2 separate regions of the Homo sapiens genome follow, and region 1 is linked to region 2. Evidence: chromatin loops called from intact Hi-C (ENCODE). Cell type or tissue: PC-3. All regions are shown on one strand. Links, peaks and the distances in the headings refer to the core of each region. The heading gives the core; the rest is flanking DNA.

Region 1 (8,000 bases), core at 1-8,000, 59 kb after region 2:
GGAAAAGAGAGATGGGGGGATCGTCACAGGGTGATGAAATGGAAAGCAAACTTTTCTAGGAACCCTATTTGCAAAAATCGGAGAGTGCCGCTGATTTCAGTTGTCCTACATGTCAGGAGTTTTAAACCTAACTCCTATCTGGACAACAGCATGGAGGGACTGGGAGGCAAAGCCTTGGGAGTCTGACCCGCTGGGCTGCTAGGAATCCCTTTGCTGGGAGACTCCACTGGACAATGTTATTTTAAAGGTATTTTGGGGGTGGGCAGGGAGAAGACAGAGAGAGAAAGAGAGAGAGAGAGAGAGAGAGAGAGAGAGAGAGAGAGACAGGCTGGCCTCCCAGAGCGAACGGAAGAGGACTGAGGACTGAACCCAGGGAGCCCCTAGCACTGGCCATTTGGCAGGAGGCGAGGAAGGGCGAGGGCACCGCGGCTTCCCCCCAAGCCGAGCAGTGGCCACAGCCTGAAGGTGCCACGGGGCGGCTCTGGGATCTTCTTGGCTTTTCTAGGCTCTGGGCTCGGCGAGGCTGCCGGGTTAGCGGGAACCGGCAGGTTGCTGGAGAAAGGAGAGGGACAAAGGCCTGGAAGTGGGGGAGGCACCAGGGACTGGGCGGCCGGGATGGGAGCCTTTGCCTTTAGGGCTCACTGGACCCGTTTGCCAGCTCCGCGGACAAGGGATCCCACCTTCCCAGGGTCTGCAAAAAGAGAGACGTTTGGGGCACTACAAAGTGACGCAGGTGTCTGCCAAGACTTTCCTTCTCCAAAAAATGCCAGTCTTCACCCTTTCCAGCGCGCCGGCGCTGCGCCTCTGCTTGACCGGGGAAAGAGAGAGTTTGGAGGTGTCAGAACTGTCAGAACTCCGGATGGGAGGCTCTTGGTTCTGAAGCTGGGAGCTGGAGGCACTTCCCCCCAGAAGTGGGCACTTCTTTGCCTCCCCGAAGGCCTGATGGGGTGGGCACAGGGGAATGCCAGGGATCGGTGCGGGTGAGATGCTTGCCTCACCTCATGTTGACGCATCAATACTGGCTAGAAGCTCTGGGCAGGCTCTGGCGAGCCACGGTCCCCCAGCGGGACTCCCTCCACGCAGACAGCCCCGCTACCGGGTGGGACGACCCCGGCGGCCCCCGCGGGAACGCACCCGCCGGCCTGAGAGGTCCTCCCTCTGGCCACAGGGGGCGGAGGGTAGGGGGGAACAGGGGCCTGTGGGGAGGCGGGGAAAGGAGACAGAACCTAAAGCGCAATCCCCGCCGCCCCCCCGCGTCTTGGAGGGCAGCAAGTGGGCCTCGGGCGTGTTGGTAGCCGCAATTAAAATGGCGACCTGCGAGTTGTCTCGGTTTTGTACACACCTCTGGCAACCGCGCCCGCACCTCAGTCTCGGCCCCCACACCCCTAGGCCGCTTCGCCCCCAGAGCCGGTACTTGGCAGAGGGAGTGAGGCTCCCCACGAGGTAGAACAGCACCCCCACCTTCCTTGAGACCAGTCCAGAGAGAACGAGGAAATCTCACTCTCACCCCTCTCTCCTTAAACTTTGAAAACTCGGCCTCATTCTGGGGTTGAACTCCCCTCCCCAAATATTGACACATGGGAAGCAGCCAAGTCCTTTTTGTTTTTTGTTTGTGCGGAGGAGTTTCCAGGAGTCTTTCCCGGAGCCCCCTTCCCCACCCAATGACGTCAGTGGCATTCACTCCTCGCTCCTTGCCTTTTCTGATTTTTTGTTAAAACTTTTCTCCGCAGCGAGATGGGGGTTGGAGGGGTGGGAGAAGGAGCTGATTCAAAGAGCCAGTGCCCTGGGGGGAAATAGCAACAAGATTACGGCTGCTTCTTTCCGAGGCAAAGCTTAAGAAGGTGCTAATCCACTCGGTCGCTAATTGAGAGGTTGTAAAAATGATACTCGCCTCCAGTTCGGACAGAATCACTTCCCCCCCCCCCGCCCCCCCGCAAGTCCCTCGCTCATGCACAGCGGACTTGAGTCTTGAGTCCAAGCTTCTTTAATGCTCGCTTGGAAAGTAAAAGGAGAGAGAAAGAGAAAGCCGACTTTCGCTGGTCTGGGACTCAGGGCCGCGGCCCCACTTGCCGGCATCCTCCGAAAGTCGCGCTCCTGCGAAATGAAACCTCGCCCAGGAGGCCGCGGACCTGGACACCCGGCGCCACCTCCTTCACCTCTGACCCAGGTTTCCTCCCGGCGCTGCGAGCTCCCGGGGAAGGGTTAGAGCCGGCAGCCCTCCCCAGCCCGGGGAGGGGAGAGGGTTATGCGACCCCACCTCTGGCTAGGGCCGGGGAGGCCTTTGCTTCCCGGGAGCCCTGCCCGGGCTCCTTGGTCGCAGGGCTGCTGGGTCCCAGGCAGGAACGAGAGGGTGAGGCCCACATGTGGCCCGGCGGCCCAGGGCGGCTTGCAGCGTCCTCACTGTCCCGGCTGCCAGGGGCTGCGGCGACGCGGCCAGTCAGCAGCGAGTTCAGGTCGCGCAGATTTTATTGATGAGCTCTGACTTTCAGCACTTTCCCTAAGTCAAGAAGAGTCTAGCGTACCCTTCGGCTGCTTCATTTCAGCCTCCCTGCCTCAGCTCTTCAGCCCTATTCCCCCTCGCCCTGTCCTGGGGTGTGTACAGCAGCCCAGGCCTTCCTTCTCCTTCCCGGCTCCGTGGCCCGAAGCCGCCGAGAGAGCTCGGGACAGCGCAGGACCAGGCAGCCGCTCGCTCTCCTGTCACCTTAACTGCAGGCTCCGAGGGGCGCCTTTGGAGTGTACTGAGGTGTGTCCTAATCGTGCGGCATTCAACAAATGGACTTCTGGTGTGTGGTCAGAAGAGAAAAGCCATTTACTTACTTTCCTCCCCGGTTTTCTGGCAACAGCTGAAGGGGAGCTGCCTCCGTGGACTGAGCAGACCCAGGAGAGGGAGTCGTGGTGCGGAGACACACGCACCACACACAGATGACCGGTGGCACACACGACACACGCTGACATACCGACATCGCCAGTGGGACACACACACACACACACACACACACACACACACACACAGAGAGAGAGAGAGAATCCCTCCCAGCATTGGTCATCCGCCCCCCCACCCAGGCTTCCACTCCCCCTCCCCTCTTATCTCCCCTGGCTTCCCCTCCTCTCGGGCGCTGCGAAAAGCAGCCGCACTTAGTCAACAAATGGCACGTGGGAGAAGTTGGTGAGTGTTTGGTGAGGACTCTTCAGGGCTTTTCACAAGAACCCTCTGTACACAAAGTAAGTGGCGTGTTTACTCGGGCCTCTCCAGCCAGAGCTGTGCCTCTGCTCCGCTGCGCACCGCGGCTTCCGAAAGGAGAAAGGAGAGAAGAAAGGGCGGGGAGAGCGGGGTGGAGGATTTGGACAGGCCCTGGAGGCTTGGGCTGGGGAGGCCTCTGGCCTCGTTTAGTTCTCGGCCCGGCAACCTCCTCTCGGCCTAGGCTTCGCCGCGGCCTCCGCAGCTGGAATGGAGCTGCCAGGACCCAGTGACGCTCCCGCCCCTTTCCTCTTCTTCCAAGGGGCCAGGTGGGCTGGGGTGCGGCCGCCGCTGTGCTCTGTGTCTTGGGGCCCCGGCTGGGATGGGGTGGGGGCGGGCGGGGGCGGGGCGGCAGGCCACGCTGTCCTGGAGTTGGCAAGAAAGGACAGCACAGAAACTTGCACCCTCCGAGGACTGGGAGTCCCGAGTCCAGCTTAGGGGGAGTGGGGGCGCGACCCCCAACCCAGAAACCTTCACTTGACCGCTCAAGTTCGCGGCAGCAGGGCGGGCCGCGCCGAATCTCGGCGTGCGCGGAGCGGGGAGATGCAGGCGAGCGCCAGAGCCCGGGCTCGGGGGCCCTGCGCCGGGGAGAGGAGCCGGGACCCACCGGCGGAGCCGAAAACAAGTGTATTCATATTCAAACAAACGGACCAATTGCACCAGGCGGGGAGAGGGAGCATCCAATCGGCTGGCGCGAGGCCCCGGCGCTGCTTTGCATAAAGCAATATTTTGTGTGAGAGCGAGCGGTGCATTTGCATGTTGCGGAGTGATTAGTGGGTTTGAAAAGGGAACCGTGGCTCGGCCTCATTTCCCGCTCTGGTTCAGGCGCAGGAGGAAGTGTTTTGCTGGAGGATGATGACAGAGGTCAGGCTTCGCTAATGGGCCAGTGAGGAGCGGTGGAGGCGAGGCCGGGCGCCGGCACACACACATTAACACACTTGAGCCATCACCAATCAGCATAGGTGTGCTGGCTGCAGCCACTTCCCTCACCCACACTCTTTATCTCTCACTCTCCAGCCGCTGACAGCCCATTTTATTGTCAATCTCTGTCTCCTTCCCAGGAATCTGAGAATTGCTCTCACACACCAACCCAGCAACATCCGTGGAGAAAACTCTCACCAGCAACTCCTTTAAAACACCGTCATTTCAAACCATTGTGGTCTTCAAGCAACAACAGCAGCACAAAAAACCCCAACCAAACAAAACTCTTGACAGAAGCTGTGACAACCAGAAAGGATGCCTCATAAAGGTGAGTCCGCTTCTTTCTTCTCGCTTTATTTTTATTGCAATATTCAGACAGGTCTCCCCCTTCCTCCCCCCTTCCTTCCTCCCCTCTCGCCGGTCCCCTCCCCCACTGCTACGCCGGGAGAGTTGGGCCGGAGAAGTTTCCACGCAGGAGCCCAAACTTTCTACTTCCAGCGAAAGCCCGCGTCGGAGGGCGACTGCCGGCGAGCGGGAGCGGCGCAGGGCTCGGGGCGGGCGGCCAGCTCAGCCCCAGCGCCAGCGCCAGCGCCAGCGCGGGCTGAGCTCGCGGGAAGAAGGGAGACTCCAGGCGCGACAGCAGCCGCGGCTCCTAGCCCCAGCGTCGCCCAATGCTCCCGACCCGCGGGAAAAGACGAAGAGGCTCTGTGGTGCCCAAGGCCCTGGAACGGCCGCAGAGAGCAACCGCTGCCGGCTGCTTTGTCCAGCCCGAGGCCCAGCGAACGCGCAGAGAGCGGGCGCTCCGAGGACTCGCCGAGGGAGCGCCGAGGGAACCTGCTCGCCGCGTCTCCGCCCGCCCGCCGGCCCTCGGGCTTTGTGCCGCACTGGGCTCCGGCGCAGAAGAGTCAGCCGGCACTCGAGCGCCGAGGGGGGCACCGCGCCCGCCACCAGCCCGAGTGGAGTCAGTCGGCAAGGCAGCCGCACGCTGGAGGTAGAGGGAAGAGCGAGCTAGCGCGAGCCGGGAAGGAAGCCACCAGGCCAAGGCGGTGGAACGCGCGCTCCGAGGGAGCTCAGAGCCGAGCGGGAGGACTGTCAGCTTCCACCCAGCCCCCGGGCTCTTGCCCCCAACTCCACTGGAGCGCTGAGCTCGGAACTTGAAAACTCTCTGCTCCCCAGGCTTCCCCCGACTCTCATCTCCCTTGCCTTGCGGAGGCTGGGGCTCTTCCCTGTTCTCCGGCCCCCTGCGCTTGGTGGGTATTTTTCCTTGTTTTCCTCTGATCCAGTCTCACCAGGTGTTGGGATTTCAGCAAGTTTTGAGGTGCAGAGTTGGTTTGCTTTTTTGTTTGTTTTACTCCGAATCCCCTTATGTTTTTCTTGGTAAGGCCTTGAAAATAAATCTGTATGAAAGCATTGGCCTTCCCCCTCGTCTGATCACTTCTTCTCCCGGCTAATTAGTCGGAGTAATTTGAGAGCTTTCGATTCTAAGATCCCAGGAGGAAAAGTGTCTTTTCAAAGTTCATAAAGTTGTTGCCTCTTTCCTTGTGCAGATTTTCTCAGTCTCCCTGCGCCATAATAGCCCTGAATTTTAGCAAGTGTAATTGGGGGAAATGGAGTTGAATTTCAAGTGGAAATGCTTTCTTTTTCGAGTGCTAAAACCTGGCTCTTCATTCATGAGCGATTTCTAGAAAGTTTAAAAACAAAGTGAACGTGGTTTCTTTCTTTCTTCCTTTTTATTTTTCTTATACTCTCCCAAGCTCCCTAAGCCATTCTGGACGTTTAACTCGAACTTGGGAAGGTTTTAGAAGGGGCTGGGAGCAGAAAATGAAATGAAAGGCAAAGAGCTTGAGCCTGGCGAGTTTACTGAAGAGAAATAATAGTTGTTGCGGTTGACATTACATTTTTTATAGCCAGTGACCTTTGCAAAAGCGTGAAGGCAGTTTGATTAGTTGTTATCTTATTTGGCCCTAGAGAGTAAAACTTTGTCATCATAATTGCTAATTACTCTTTTGGCTGGGGGCGGGAGGACCGAGAGCTCTCCCCTTTACCTCAGTTAAAGAGTTTGGGGATGGAATTTGAGAATTAAGTAATTAAAAAAAGAACAGCATTTGAAAACTGAGGCTTGTGTTGGGGACAGAGAGGTGGGGGCAGTGACCACTCTCTTGTGGTCCAAGGCTGGGGCGACTCCAAAATGTCTGGAGACTCCTTCGTTCAGGATGTGGTTCTATGGCCCCAGCGAGGCCGTACAGAGCCTCGGGCTGAGCTGGGGGGCTGAGGCTGCAGTTGGGGGTCTGACCTCTCCGGTGCACAGGACTGCTTCCGGGTGTCGATGTGCCCCACTTCCCGGGTTGCTTCTGCACTTAGTGTTCACGTTTACTTAAGTAATTAGATAGCTTCTTAGCGAGAGGGAAGTGGGAATGGAGCAGAACTGGAATTTGAAATACTACCACCTTCCCAGCTGCTTCGAAAACTAATCAACGAGGCCTCTTTGTGCTCAGCTACTGAATTTAAAAAAAAATGGTATCAAGAAGTTACAAGCCAGGATGGGAGCATTCTGTTGTGATTGTGCACAGCGTGGGTTACAAAGTGGAGTTCTGGAAGTTTTACCCCTCCTAGGGGAATTCCATTCCCCATCTCCCCACCTACTACTCCTTTGCAGCTTCAGGGTCCTGCATTTGTTGGGGTGGGGTATTTTGCATTAGAGTTGGAGATTTTGCCTATCCAGGGCATGGCTATGGGTGCCGGGACTGAGAGACAGGAAGGAAGCATTGGAGAGCCAACCTAGATAAGGGTAACTAGTAACCCTCTGCTGTGGCCAGTATTTACCCAATGCTGAGAAAAAGTCCTCATTTTCGGTTTATTTTTATGGATTTAAGCTGTCTACCAAGTAGTTAAAAAGTAGACCAGGAATGGCCTTGTAGAGTAAAATGTGCTTCTTGAAATTCTTTGCTTGCAGGCAGGCAGATCAATAATCACCATAGGTAAAACAGAAAAAATAATGCATTTAAAAAAAAACAGAGAGAAATGATGCTGTGACTGTTTTGTTATTTTACCTCTTTTTGGGGGGCAGACCTCTTGAATGGGCTCTTTATTGTAACTCTCTCTTCCCAATTGAGCTCCCCACGGTGCCGTTGTATCTTTTTACAGCCCCTAACAACTCACACCAGTAACACAATTACCTCCAGATATTTACAACAAGAAATTACTTTTCTATTTTCTCCACTCACCCAAAAGACTTTTTTTTTTTTTCCTTTGGGAAAGGTAGGGAGGTGTTCGTACGGGAGCAGCCTCGGGGACCCCTGCACTGGGTCAGGGCTTATGAAGCTAGAAGCGTCCCTCTGTTCCCTTTGTGAGTTGGTGGGTTGTTGGTACATTTGGTTGGAAGCTGTGTTGCTGGTTAGGGAGACTCGGTTTTGCTCCTTGGGTTCGAGGAAAGCTGGAGAATAGAAGCCATTGTTTGCCGTCTGTCGGCTTTGTCGACCACGCTCACCCCCTCCTGTTCGTACTTTTTAAAGCAGTGAGGCGAGGTAGACAGGGTGTGTCACAGTACAGTTAAAGGGGTGAAGATCTAAACGCCAAAAGAGAAGTTAATCACAATAAGTGAGGTTTGGGATAAAAAGTTGGGCTTGCCCCTTTCAAAGTCCCAGAAAGCTGGGAGGTAGATGGAGAGGGGGCCATTGGGAAGTTTTTTTGGTGTAGGGAGAGGAGTAGAAGATAAAGGGTAAGCAGAGTGTTGGGTTCTGGGGGTCTTGTGAAGTTCCTTAAGGAAGGAGGGAGTGTGGCCCTGCAGCCCTCCCAAACTGCTCCAGCCTATGCTCTCCGGCACCAGGAAGTTCCAAGGTTC
Region 2 (10,882 bases), core at 1,767-9,766:
CTGGTGCAGGGACAAATTGGAGGAGCAGAGTGTAAATGTTACCTCTTTGGCTCCTCCTCAAGAGGGGCTGAGCACAGATGTTTGCAGGGGCAAGCGCAGCCCCGTAAGAATGGGGGCATTGTGTGCGGGCTCACACAAAGGACCAGTGGCCCCACTAGGCTGCCAGCCTCCCGAGCATCCTCTCTTTACGCATTGATTTATTAGGCCAGGGATGAATGAAAACGTAATTAATATTACTGAAGCATTAGAGTCTATTTAATTTAAATGCCACTGAATATTTCACTTTCAGCTGGGAGTGACAATGTGCTCAGGCCCGGCTGGTGAAAGCCAGGGCCATCTGTTACCCCGGCGAAGGAGAGAGACAGGGGAGGCCGAGAGTGCGAGGCTTTGTGGACATTCCAAAGGTCCACGATCATCATTCAACTCAAGGGCAGCCAAACTGCATTCCTCTGCACAAGCCCCTCAGCCTGGAGGGGGCTTAGAGAATGGGCAGGAGAGAATGCAGAAAATGAAGAGACCTGCCCTGCACCAAGAAAGCCAGGAAGCTGCAGAAGGAGGAGGGGGAGGAAAAGACACACATAAAGGACTGATTAGGAAATTGCAGCATTTGAGGACTAAGGGCTGACCAGCTAGAACTGCACTTTCCGGCAAGGTAACCGCTAGCCATATGCGACTCTTTCAATTAAAATTAAGATAAATTAAAATAAAATGAAATGAAAAATTTAGTCCCTCCATCCCACTTGCCACATTTCACATGTGGTTAGTGGCTGCCTACTGCATTGGGCAGGACAGTGTAACATTTCTATCATTGCAGAAAGTTCTGGACAGCACTGTTCTAGAAGGCGATTGTACCTACATAATTAGAGGGAGAGTGGACCCAGAAATCCACCTGAAGAATCCTAATTGGTTGATTTTTAGGGCTTTCTGAGCATCCAAGAGTCATTTGATGGTCAAGAGCAGGTGCCATGGTGATAGATCATGTCACTCAAATCCCAGCCCTATTGCTTGCCCTCAAACAAGTTATTTAAGATCTGCACAACTCAGTTTCCTCATTTGTAAAATGGAGATAATAATGCGACCTGACTGTACGTTATTGGGGAAAATAATTATCAGGTATTTCCAACAGTGCCTTGCACACAGGAAAAGTCCAACATACATGAGCAATCATTTATGGAAGGGGCTAAAGAGGAAAATGATCTTGAACTAAAGGAAGAATGTTGCCCTGGTGTGTCTGAGCTAGAGGAACATGCAAGTTTTGAATTTGAGAGAATAAATCTCCAGGCAGCCAGCTGGGGGCCCAGATCCTGGTTTCTGGGTTTCTGGGGCTGGAGGAAGGGGTGTAGAGATCCCAGGGCACTTGGTGCAGCTACAGCAGTAGCAGGAGCAGCAGGAGGGGGAAGGTTCCGTCCTTAGTGGGACGATAATTAGCCCGGTGGGTTCTCTCATAATTGGGATCATTTGTTCTCCTGGCTTTTTCTCTGACAACTGATTCCATGCCAGGGGAAAGCTGTGTGACTCACACCTTGCCATGCCAATTAGCTGATAAACATCAAACGTAAACAAAGATGGCCTAATTAAAACTAGTCACTGAACCTCTGTGAGCATCTTGTCAAAATTGCACCAACATTCTGCACCCAGGCTTGCGCTGGGTCTTGGGAGCTAAATGAGGGATTCCATGGAGAATTCACAGATGTCCCCTCAGGAGGGGCCCCTAAGGTGACAGGGGAAGCAGGCAGAAGGCAGAGGAAAGGATTAGCTCAGCCACTTGGATTGGCCCCTCCGGCTGTTCCAGCTGCAAACCTCCACATGCACACAAGGTTCTCATGTGCACATGTGTCATGTCCTCAGCTGCCCCTTTGCACTGAGAAACCATCTCAGGGCTGATCTTCATTTCATGTATAGTTTTTCAGCTGGGTCCTCTTGTTGGTACTTTGGATGTATTTAATTCTGAAATTCTCAAATCACTCAAAATGAACCTCTGTGTGACTCAGTTTTCCTACTGAAAAAAATGGAAATTATGATACTTGACCAATTGCTACTCAATATCATGGTAAGAATCAAATGAGCCTAGGTACATGAAAGCATTTTGCAGAGATAAAAGCGTGATTCCACTTTCAGTTGTTCTGTCTGGCCCAGTACAAAGAGTGCCGCTTTTGGAATCGGATGCACTTCAATCCAAACCTTTTTTCTGCCACTTACTGACTGTGTGAGTAAGTCACTTCACCATTCTGAGCTTCAGTTTCCTCACCTGGAAAATGGGGCTGGTGAATTGTGCCAAAGTAAGGATTAAAGGGCTTGGTATGTATAGGTGCTTAAAGATGTAGTTTCCTATACATGCTACAGGGCTTGGCATGTATAGATGCTTAAAGATGTAGTTTCCTACCCTTTCACTCCTTTCCAAAAGAGTAGGGGGAGGGCTTATTAAACAGAAGAGAAGGAGGAAAAGGAGGAGGCTTCCTTATCCCCTAGGCTCCATCTGCACATATACCCCTTACTCTCTGCTTTGGTTCTCTGTCCTTATAACTTACCTACATTTAAGTCCTAGCTCCTGGGACTTAATTATTGACAGTTCTTCAAATGCACCAGTCAGCCTTATACCACTGTGATTTTTCCTATGCTATTCCCTTTCCCTGGAAGTACCTTCCCCACTGGGTGAAAACTTTCTCTGTTCTTTTTTTTTTTTTTTTTTAGAGAGAGTCTCACTCTGTTGGCTGGAGTGCAGTGGCATGATCTCGGCTTACTGCAAACTCCACCTCCCAGGTTCAAGCGATTCTCCTGCCTCAGCCTCCCGAGTACCTGGGATTACAGGCTCCCACCATCATGTCTGGCTAATTTTTGTATTTTTAGTAGAGATAGGGTTTCACCATGTTGGCCAGGTTGGTCTCGACCTCCTGACCTCAGGTGATCTGCCTGCCTCAGCCTCCCAAAGTGCTGGGATTACAGGCATGAGCCACTGCACCTGGCAAACTTTCTCAGTTCTTAAGCCTCTGCTCAAATCTCTATGGAGATTTTTCCAACCACCCTCTTCTCTCCCTCCTTCAACCTGGAGAAACAATCACGTGGGCTGTTCCTTCACTGTACACCCTATGTATGTTCAATCACCAAGTGGTAATGTAAAAGTGCATGAATACATGCATGGAATGCATCAATGGTTGAAATATGTGGCTATACCAGTATTGTACCAGTCCCTGCCCTCAAGGATTCAAAACCTTGTGGAAGAATCAGACTTGCAAATTACTTTATGTCTTAACAAGTTACTAGGTGCTTAGTTGAAAGTAGCTTCCCCTCACCTCCGCCTCCAGACTATGAACCCCTAGAAGGTAGGGATCTTGTCTTACACATAATTATCCCCAGCACCCACTACAATGCTTAAACAGAGTAGGCTCTCCATGCTTTTTTGAAGCAATGAGTGAATAATTGAATCAATACGTGAATGAGTTAATAAGCAAACCCTTCATTTTGTATCAGTGATTTTGTCTGCCTTCTGTCCACCTGTGTCATAGTGTCTTTCCAAACTGGCTTTCTGTGGACACCCCCAGGAGGGAGCCCAGTACATTGTCCCATGCAACTCACACCCACTAACGACCTGTCCTTTTGTCTAGTGTAAATCTTAACGTTTTGCTCCCCTCAAAACTTGTCAAAAATAAGGGAAGACAAATAAATAGAAAAGAAAAGAAATCACCTGTAGACAGCCAGCATGCAGCCTTTGGTCTATGTCCCTCCAGACCTCTGCCTATGCTATTTATCTGCACACAGAGTAATGATTATATGCCCGGACTCTGGAACCACACTGCCTGGGTTCAACTCCCTCTTCTGCAACTTAAGGGTTGTGTGAACTTAACTGCATCTGCCATTTTCTCAAGTTCCTTCAGCTTGAAACATTCAATATATCAAGGTGCCATATTTGGGGGCAGCAATGTCCTGAAGCCCATCACAAGGTTCTTAAGCTCTCTGTACCTCAGTTTCTTCACCTAAAAAATAGAGATAATAATGACACCTACTTTGCTGTTGTTAAAAGGATCAATTAAGTTCATACACATTAAGTGTTTGGTGGATAGTAATAACTCAACACCTGTTTACTGTTCTTATTTGTCCTCGTTAGTGGAAACTGCCAGTGCCCAGCCAGCGCCCTGAAGCCACTCATGATAACCAAAAAGCATGCGATCTTGTTGGTGACTCTGAGATGAATCACCCCAGGTTGCAGCTCTGAATGTTATGATTATTTCCACCCAAAGCTGGTCTCTGTGTCAGTCCTGAGAGCAGACCTGAAGATGAAATGCAGTTGTAGCTTAAGACAGTACTAGTTTCACTGAACCATCTCAATGTAAACAAAAGGATTAAAGCTGTTCCATGGCCCAGTTAACACCTCAGCTAGGCCAAGTTTGCCTGGATAAATAGAGATGCAGTTCATTATCAGCCTTCTTTAAGCTGTGTCACCTGAATCAGGAAATACCCCATCCCTGACAGGATGTGGGCCCTTACCATGGCACACCTGCCTGCTCAGCAAAAAGCCCCCTTTGGGTGCCTTAGAAAGGGGCTTTATCACCAGCCTGGTCTTCCGGAGGCGGGACCCACACACTGCCTAGCCCAGAAAGGTGTGGGGCCCTCCTGGCACCAGGAACTTGAGGCTGGTTTTGGCAAGGGCCCTGTTTCCAAAACAATCATGACGGTATTTGGTATACTGGAAGGACTGGGGACTTTGGAGCCTGCCAGGCCAAAGTTTGAGGCCATGCTCTGCCGTTTACCAGCTAAGTAGCTCAGAGCCCCCATTTCCTTATCACATAAAGTGATCCATGTACCTATAGCTGCCAGGCACACAGAAGGTGTTCCTATGTGAAAGCTGTCATTAGAAGCCACCTAGGAGATAGCGGTGGTGATGGCACAGGGATCACAGGGAGCAAGCTTTAGTTCTGGCTGCCTTCTTCCCACTTGGCAGTGGACAGCGCTCCTGGATGAAGAAGCCAGAAGACCCCAGGCTGTGCAGATGGGGCCCTGGCTGAAACGCAATCCCCTTCCTGTCCCCAGGAGCAGGGGTAGCCCCAGCAAGTGGAGAAATAAGACTTCTGAGAAAGTGGAGAAGAGAACTGCCTTCACGGAGGCGCAGAAGGGGCTGCAAGAATGCGCTCTACCCCAAATCTCTCCCACTCCCACCACGAGCCTCATTGTTTGACTTCGGGCTTGGGTCTCTATTCAAATGCAAACACCAGGAGGCGCCTTTGCATTGTGGCCAAACGCACAGGGATAGGATTGACAGCAGCAGCTTCCTTGAGACCGAGAGTTGACAGGGAAGGGAGTGGGAGAAAGGGGCGTGGCGGGCCCTTGCCCAGGCAGCGAGGAGGTAATTCAGAGCCCGGCCCGGTGGGCAGAAAGTGCTCAGTTTTAGCCAGAGTTAGCTCTGCCCACAGGCAAGGCTGTCCCTGCTGCAGGACCTCCTCTCTCCTCCTGGCCACACAGGGAGGACAGGCTCTGGGGAGAGGGCCAGGGGGGATCCTCCTCTGGGAAAGGCAACTAAGCAGGAACCAGGCTGCCTCATCGGTGTCTGCTCTGCCTCTGAGTGACCTTGATCAAGCCTCCTACTTCTCTGAGTCTCTGTTTCCCCATCTGTAAAATGAGGGCAGGAATGGAATACATAGGGTTATGAGAAGGGCTAATCATTAAGCACCCAATCAATGTTAGCTCTGGCTAATTTTCCAGCAGAAGTGTGCAACTCAGCCCTCCAAGGAAAGGGCTGTAAGTCCGTTAAAAACCAGCTGGCCCGAAGGCGACATGGTATCCTGGATTGTGTCCTAGGATAGAAAAGGGACATTAGTGTAAAAGCTGGTTAAATGCAAATAAAGTTTGTAGTTTAGTTAATAATATTACCAATGTTAACGTGTTAGTTTTGATAAATGTACCAAAGATGATGTCAACATTAGGGAAAGCTGAGTAAAAGTTATATAGGAACTTTTTTTTTTTTTTTTTTTTTTGAAACAGGATCTCACTCTGTCACCCAGGCTAGAGTGCAGTGGTGAAATCTTGGCTCACTGCAACCTCTACCTCCTGGGTTCATGTGATCCTCCCACCTCAGCCTCCCCAGTAGCTGGGACTACAGGCACGCGCCACCACATCCAGCTGATTTTGTGTTTTAGTAGAGACAGGGGTCTCACCATGTTGGTCATGCTGGTCTCTAACTCCTGACCTCAAGTGATCCGCCTGCCTTGGCCTCCCAAAGTGCTGGGATTACAAGTGTGAGTCACCTCGCCCAGCCTCTCTGTGCTATCTTTACATCTCTTCTATAAATCTAAAGTAATTTCAAAATAAAAAGTTAAAAAAATAGCAAGAAGTCTTGCCACTCTGGAAAGAAAGCAAACAGCATTCCACAGACACTTCTTAAGGGTAATAGCTCCTATTCGTGTTATTCCACACACATATTCTTCCAAATGATAAATAATAAAATATAAAATAATGACCATTTCAGCACTTACTGTGTATCAGGCATCAGACTGGATGCTTATTATACATCATCTCATTTAGTCCTGACAACAAAGGTAGGTATTTCTGTTCTCATTTTATAGAGCAGGGAAATGGAAACTGATGACACTGTGCAGCTAGGAAGTGACAGAGGATTTCTAACCATTTCTGTCTGCTTCTAAAGCCCATGCTCTTTATACTGGAGGAAGGGGGAAAAATGGAGATAATTGGAGGCTGCAAGCTTTCATCTCAGACCCAACAGTCAGATTTAAGAAGCTGTGCCTCAGTGGGACCAATCTTATGGCTTAGAAACTAATTATTGTCAGAGGGTGGAGGTTATATAGACACACCAAGTACTGCCTGAAAATTGAATTAGTCAAAGTACATCACTGTTGTTTATTATAGCAAAAAATAAAAAGAAAGAAATAGCCTAAATGTCAAGCAACTGGGAATTTTACAGAGTTAGTGATGGCATATCCATACAATAAAATAGGGAACTGTTCAAAGTAATTTTGTATAATTTTATGTGTGACATTCATCAGTTAGAATACTTTGGGCTATAAGCAACAGAAAAATGCAGCTCAATCAATTCAAATTAAACAATAAGTCATTTCTTATCTTTAAAAAAAAAACAACAATATCTGAAACTGCTGTAGTTCCAACCATTATGTGCAGGAATGACAATATGTGGTATTTGATAGGTGCAAAAGTAATTGTGGTTTTTAATGGCAAAACTGCAATTACTTCTGCACCAACCGAATAGAAGTGAGGCTGTTCCTAATTATTCCTTTGTATCACCAAGGATCCCATTTTCCCAAACCTGCCATCAGTCTTGCCATCGCTTTAGCCAGAATTATGTCACATTCTGTCATTACCTCAGTCACTGGCCAGGGGAACGGACTGCTATTTTAGCTAAGCCCAATTGTCTTTTACACTAGAAATTAGAAATAGTGTCTGCTTTCCTGGAAACATGTTGCCTCTCAAAGGAGAATGGATGCCTGAATTAAAACAGGGTTTTTGTTAGGAAGGTAGAAAGGGACAGGCTGGTGCAGTGGCTCACTCCTGTAATCCCAGCATGTACGGAGGCCAAGACAGAAGGATCGCTTGAGCCAAGGAATTTGAGACCAGCCTGGGCAGCACAATCAAACCCCGTCTCTACAAAAAAAAAAAAAAAGTAAAAATTAGCTGGGCATGGTGGAACAGGCTTGTGGTCCCAGATATTTGGGAGGCTGAAGTGGGAGGATATTTGGCCTGGGCAATAGAACAAGACCCTGCCTCAAAAAAAAAGAAAGAAAGAAAGAAAGAAAAAGAAAAAGAAGGGACAATATCTGCTGTGTGAGAAACCAATAGTCTTCTGCTGTGACTATTGAAATGAAAAAATGGGCTAGGTGTGGTGGATCATGCCTGTAATCTCAGCACTTTGGGAGGCTGAGGCCGGTGAATCATGAGGTCAGGAATTTGAGACCAGCCTGGACAACATCGTGAAACCCCATCTCTACTAAAAATACAAAAATTAGCTGGGCGCAGTGGCGGGTGCATGTAAATCCCAGCTGCTCGGGAGGCTGAGGCAGGTGAATCACTTGAGGAGGCAGAGTTCGCAGTGAGCCGAAATTGCGCCACTACACTCTAGCCTGGGTGACAGGGTGAGACTCCGTCTCAAAAAAAAAAAAAAAAAAAAAGAGAAAGAAAAAGAAAAGAAAAAAAAGAAATGGAAAAATGGCTGTAGCGTGTTATTGAGTGTAAAAAGGAGAACGTATTTCAGAAAAACTCAATATGATGATCCTATTTATGTAAAACGATTCATACATTTATGTGTGTAAATGCATACAGAAATATCTTAAAGGATATTCTTCAAAAATTAACAATCAGTTATCTCTAGACTATGAGGTTTTAGGAATATTTTACATTATTTGGACTAGGCTTAATTCTTTGTGTTTAGCTGTATTGAATTATTTGTCATGAGTGTGTGTTTTTCTAAAAAAAAACAATAACTATTTCTTTGGGAGATTTTTGTTGTGTTTTAAATTGGAAAGAACTTTGTGTGGAAAAGGTTAGGAACTGCTGTTTTAGACTTTGGAGACTTTTCTGATGAGTTAAAAATTATAACAGGGGGCTTGTTCGGTTTTGCCTTACAAAATGTTTATTTATTTGCATGCCAGTTTCAAAACAGCCACAAATTCTTTGACATTCCTTCTATTGAAATGTGGAGTCTATGTCACTTCTACCTAAACCTGAATGACTGTCTTGAACAATAGAGTATGTCAGAAATGACAGTGTGTCTAAGTCACAAAAGATCATGCAGTTCCCATCTTGCTCTCTGGAACATGGACACATGGACTTTTTTTTTAGTCGGAATCTTGCTCTGCCACCCGGGGCTGAACTGCAGTGGTGTGATCTTGGCTTACTGCAGCCTCCGCCTACGTGGTTCAAGTGATTCTCCTGCCCCAGCCTCCTGAGTAGCTGGGACTACAGGCACGCACCCCCATACCTGGCTAATTTTTGTATTTTTAGTAGAGATGGGGTTTCACCATGTTGGCCAGGCGGTCTCTAACTCCTGACCTAAGGTGATCTGCCCACTTCGGCCTCCCAAAGTACTGGGATTACAGGTGTGAGTCACTGCGCCTGGCTGAACATGGACTTTTGAAACCTCAAGTCTGCAGTAAGAAGTCTGACTAGCTGCGACCATGTTGTGAGGAAGCCCAAGCCACGTGGAGTGGCCACACGTAAGCCACTCTGGTCAACAGTCCCAGCTAGGCCCAGTCAGGTGCCAGACATGTGAATGAAGAATGATTTTAGTCCCCAACCACTTGAGTTACCTGCAGCCATTCAAGTCTTCCCTGCTGAGGCCCCAGATAATCATGAAGCAGAGGTGAGTCCTCCTCACTGTACTCTGTCCAGACTCTTGCCCCAGAGAAACTATGAGCCTAAAAACATGGCTATTATTTCACACAACTCAGGGGCCATTTGTAACACAGCAGCATACAATGGAACAGTTTGTTTGTCCACGTGTTTATTTTTAATGCTATAGATCTGTTCTCCAAGGCACAGGTATGGAGGCCAAAGGTTTGTTCTTGAACATGTCAGAGAAGCTGAGGGCAAGAAGATGCAGGGGGTAGAAAGGCATTGGGAGTCACAAAAATTTTCCACACTCAGGCTGGAGGGACAGGAAGGATAGAGGCACACATCACTGAGACACTACTCAGATGGGAGTAAGGCAAGAAGGGTGAGGTTTATGTCACCAGTGTTACAGGCAACACGAGGGAAAAGGAGACATCTTGAGAAATGGCTCAGAGCAGCATGGGCTGCTGGGAAAATCCAAAAAGCACAAGAGTTGTCGAGACTGAGAATAATTTCCACCCATCAGCTGGGTGACTTTGGGCAAATTCCTCAACCTCCTTCCAAAATAGAGAGCCCTGACAGTCTAGGGAACGTTCATGAGCTCAGCTCACGTGTGTGAAGTCCAGTGGATGTGTGCACAAGGCCTCTCCCCTGCCAGGGGGAGAGATGTACTCCAAGGACAAACACCTCCTTTTTTGTTTTTGTGGTTGGATTTAAGATTGAAGATCCCAGTCACTTTAAACTGTATATATATAGTGTATATATATATACACTTTAAACTATATATATAGTATATATATATAGTAGTAGTCATTGGCTAGGTAGGAACACGGTGAAGAGGAAAGAGAAGAGAGTGTTGGAAAGGGAAGAAAGTGTCAGGAAAATAGCAGCAGGCAGGAAAACAGTCTGGTCAGCATGGAGACTGTGGTGCCCTGGTTAGGAAGCCCGACCGACCTGGAGTCAGAAAGACCTCGGTTTCACCCTGGCATGGCTTCTTCCTGGCTGGGCTGCTTTTGAAAACCTCCCCGGACTTGGGTGTGCTCCTCTGTGAAAGGAAGAGGCTGATGAGCCAGACCCGGGAGGGCTGTGACCACATTAGTGTGCTCTGAATTCCAGCACCTGTCACGCAGAGGGGCTGATGGCATGTCAGCGCCTGCTTCCTGTGCACACCTCCCTCATTCTACAGGCCAGCTGGACTTTTTTTCTCAGCAAGAAAGACCCTCTGTGAAGGCCTGACCACTTTCCTATGGAGATCTCTGGGCATCAGCCACTCACGTTAAATTCCCACGTGAGCTCCTTCCCCAAACAACAAGAGGGCACTGCCCATCTTCGCCTGTTGCCTTCTCTTCTCGCCCCCTGCCACCCCTATCTGACTGGTGGCCTCAGTTTCCCCACACACCCTGCTGGCTCCTGTCCTCAATGCTCATGCTCTGGGTCCCCACCCTGTGGCGTGCTCCCCTTAGCCTCACCTAGTTACATCCACCTAGTTACATCCTTCCAGGCCCACCCTGAGCCACCAAAACAGCCCCTTGCTGATCTTCCAGCTCCATGCCTGAGCCCCAGGGCTTACTGCCTCACAGCTGCCAGAATGGTT

The links. A loop is a pair of places that touch in the nucleus more often than their neighbours do. Peaks named below come from ENCODE experiments on the same cell type or tissue, not always from the same donor. Only the 100,000 strongest peaks of a DNase experiment are listed, where the experiment ranks them.
Region 1: a loop joins it to region 2, with 6 times the contacts of the local background. A loop is called at or near these places in 4 of 110 quality-filtered maps.

What each region holds. Positions count from the first base shown.
Region 1 is chr11:31,807,315-31,815,314 of GRCh38, reverse strand. It overlaps PAX6 (paired box 6), which reads left to right and starts at 3,993. Exons shown (of 14, transcript NM_001368894.2): 1 at 3,993-4,200; 2 at 4,300-4,487. RefSeq lists a silencer at 684-938, enhancers at 1,782-2,750, 4,098-4,155, 3,858-4,427 and a promoter at 3,801-4,210. In PC-3, for the core only: no CTCF peak of the experiment used is centred there; DNase peaks (open chromatin) are centred at 3,204 and 4,024; H3K4me3 peaks cover 6,962 bases; H3K27ac peaks cover 3,758 bases.
Region 2 is chr11:31,865,582-31,876,463 of GRCh38, reverse strand. The region is part of intron 1 of PAX6-AS1 (PAX6 antisense RNA 1); the gene reads right to left. Among named protein-coding and RNA genes, the nearest start is that of PAUPAR, 44 kb to the right of the region's middle. RefSeq lists enhancers at 1-165, 1-2,416 and a silencer at 5,352-5,481. In PC-3, for the core only: CTCF peaks have their summits at 4,998 and 5,198 (motif pointing right); DNase peaks (open chromatin) are centred at 4,203 and 5,223; H3K27ac peaks cover 539 bases.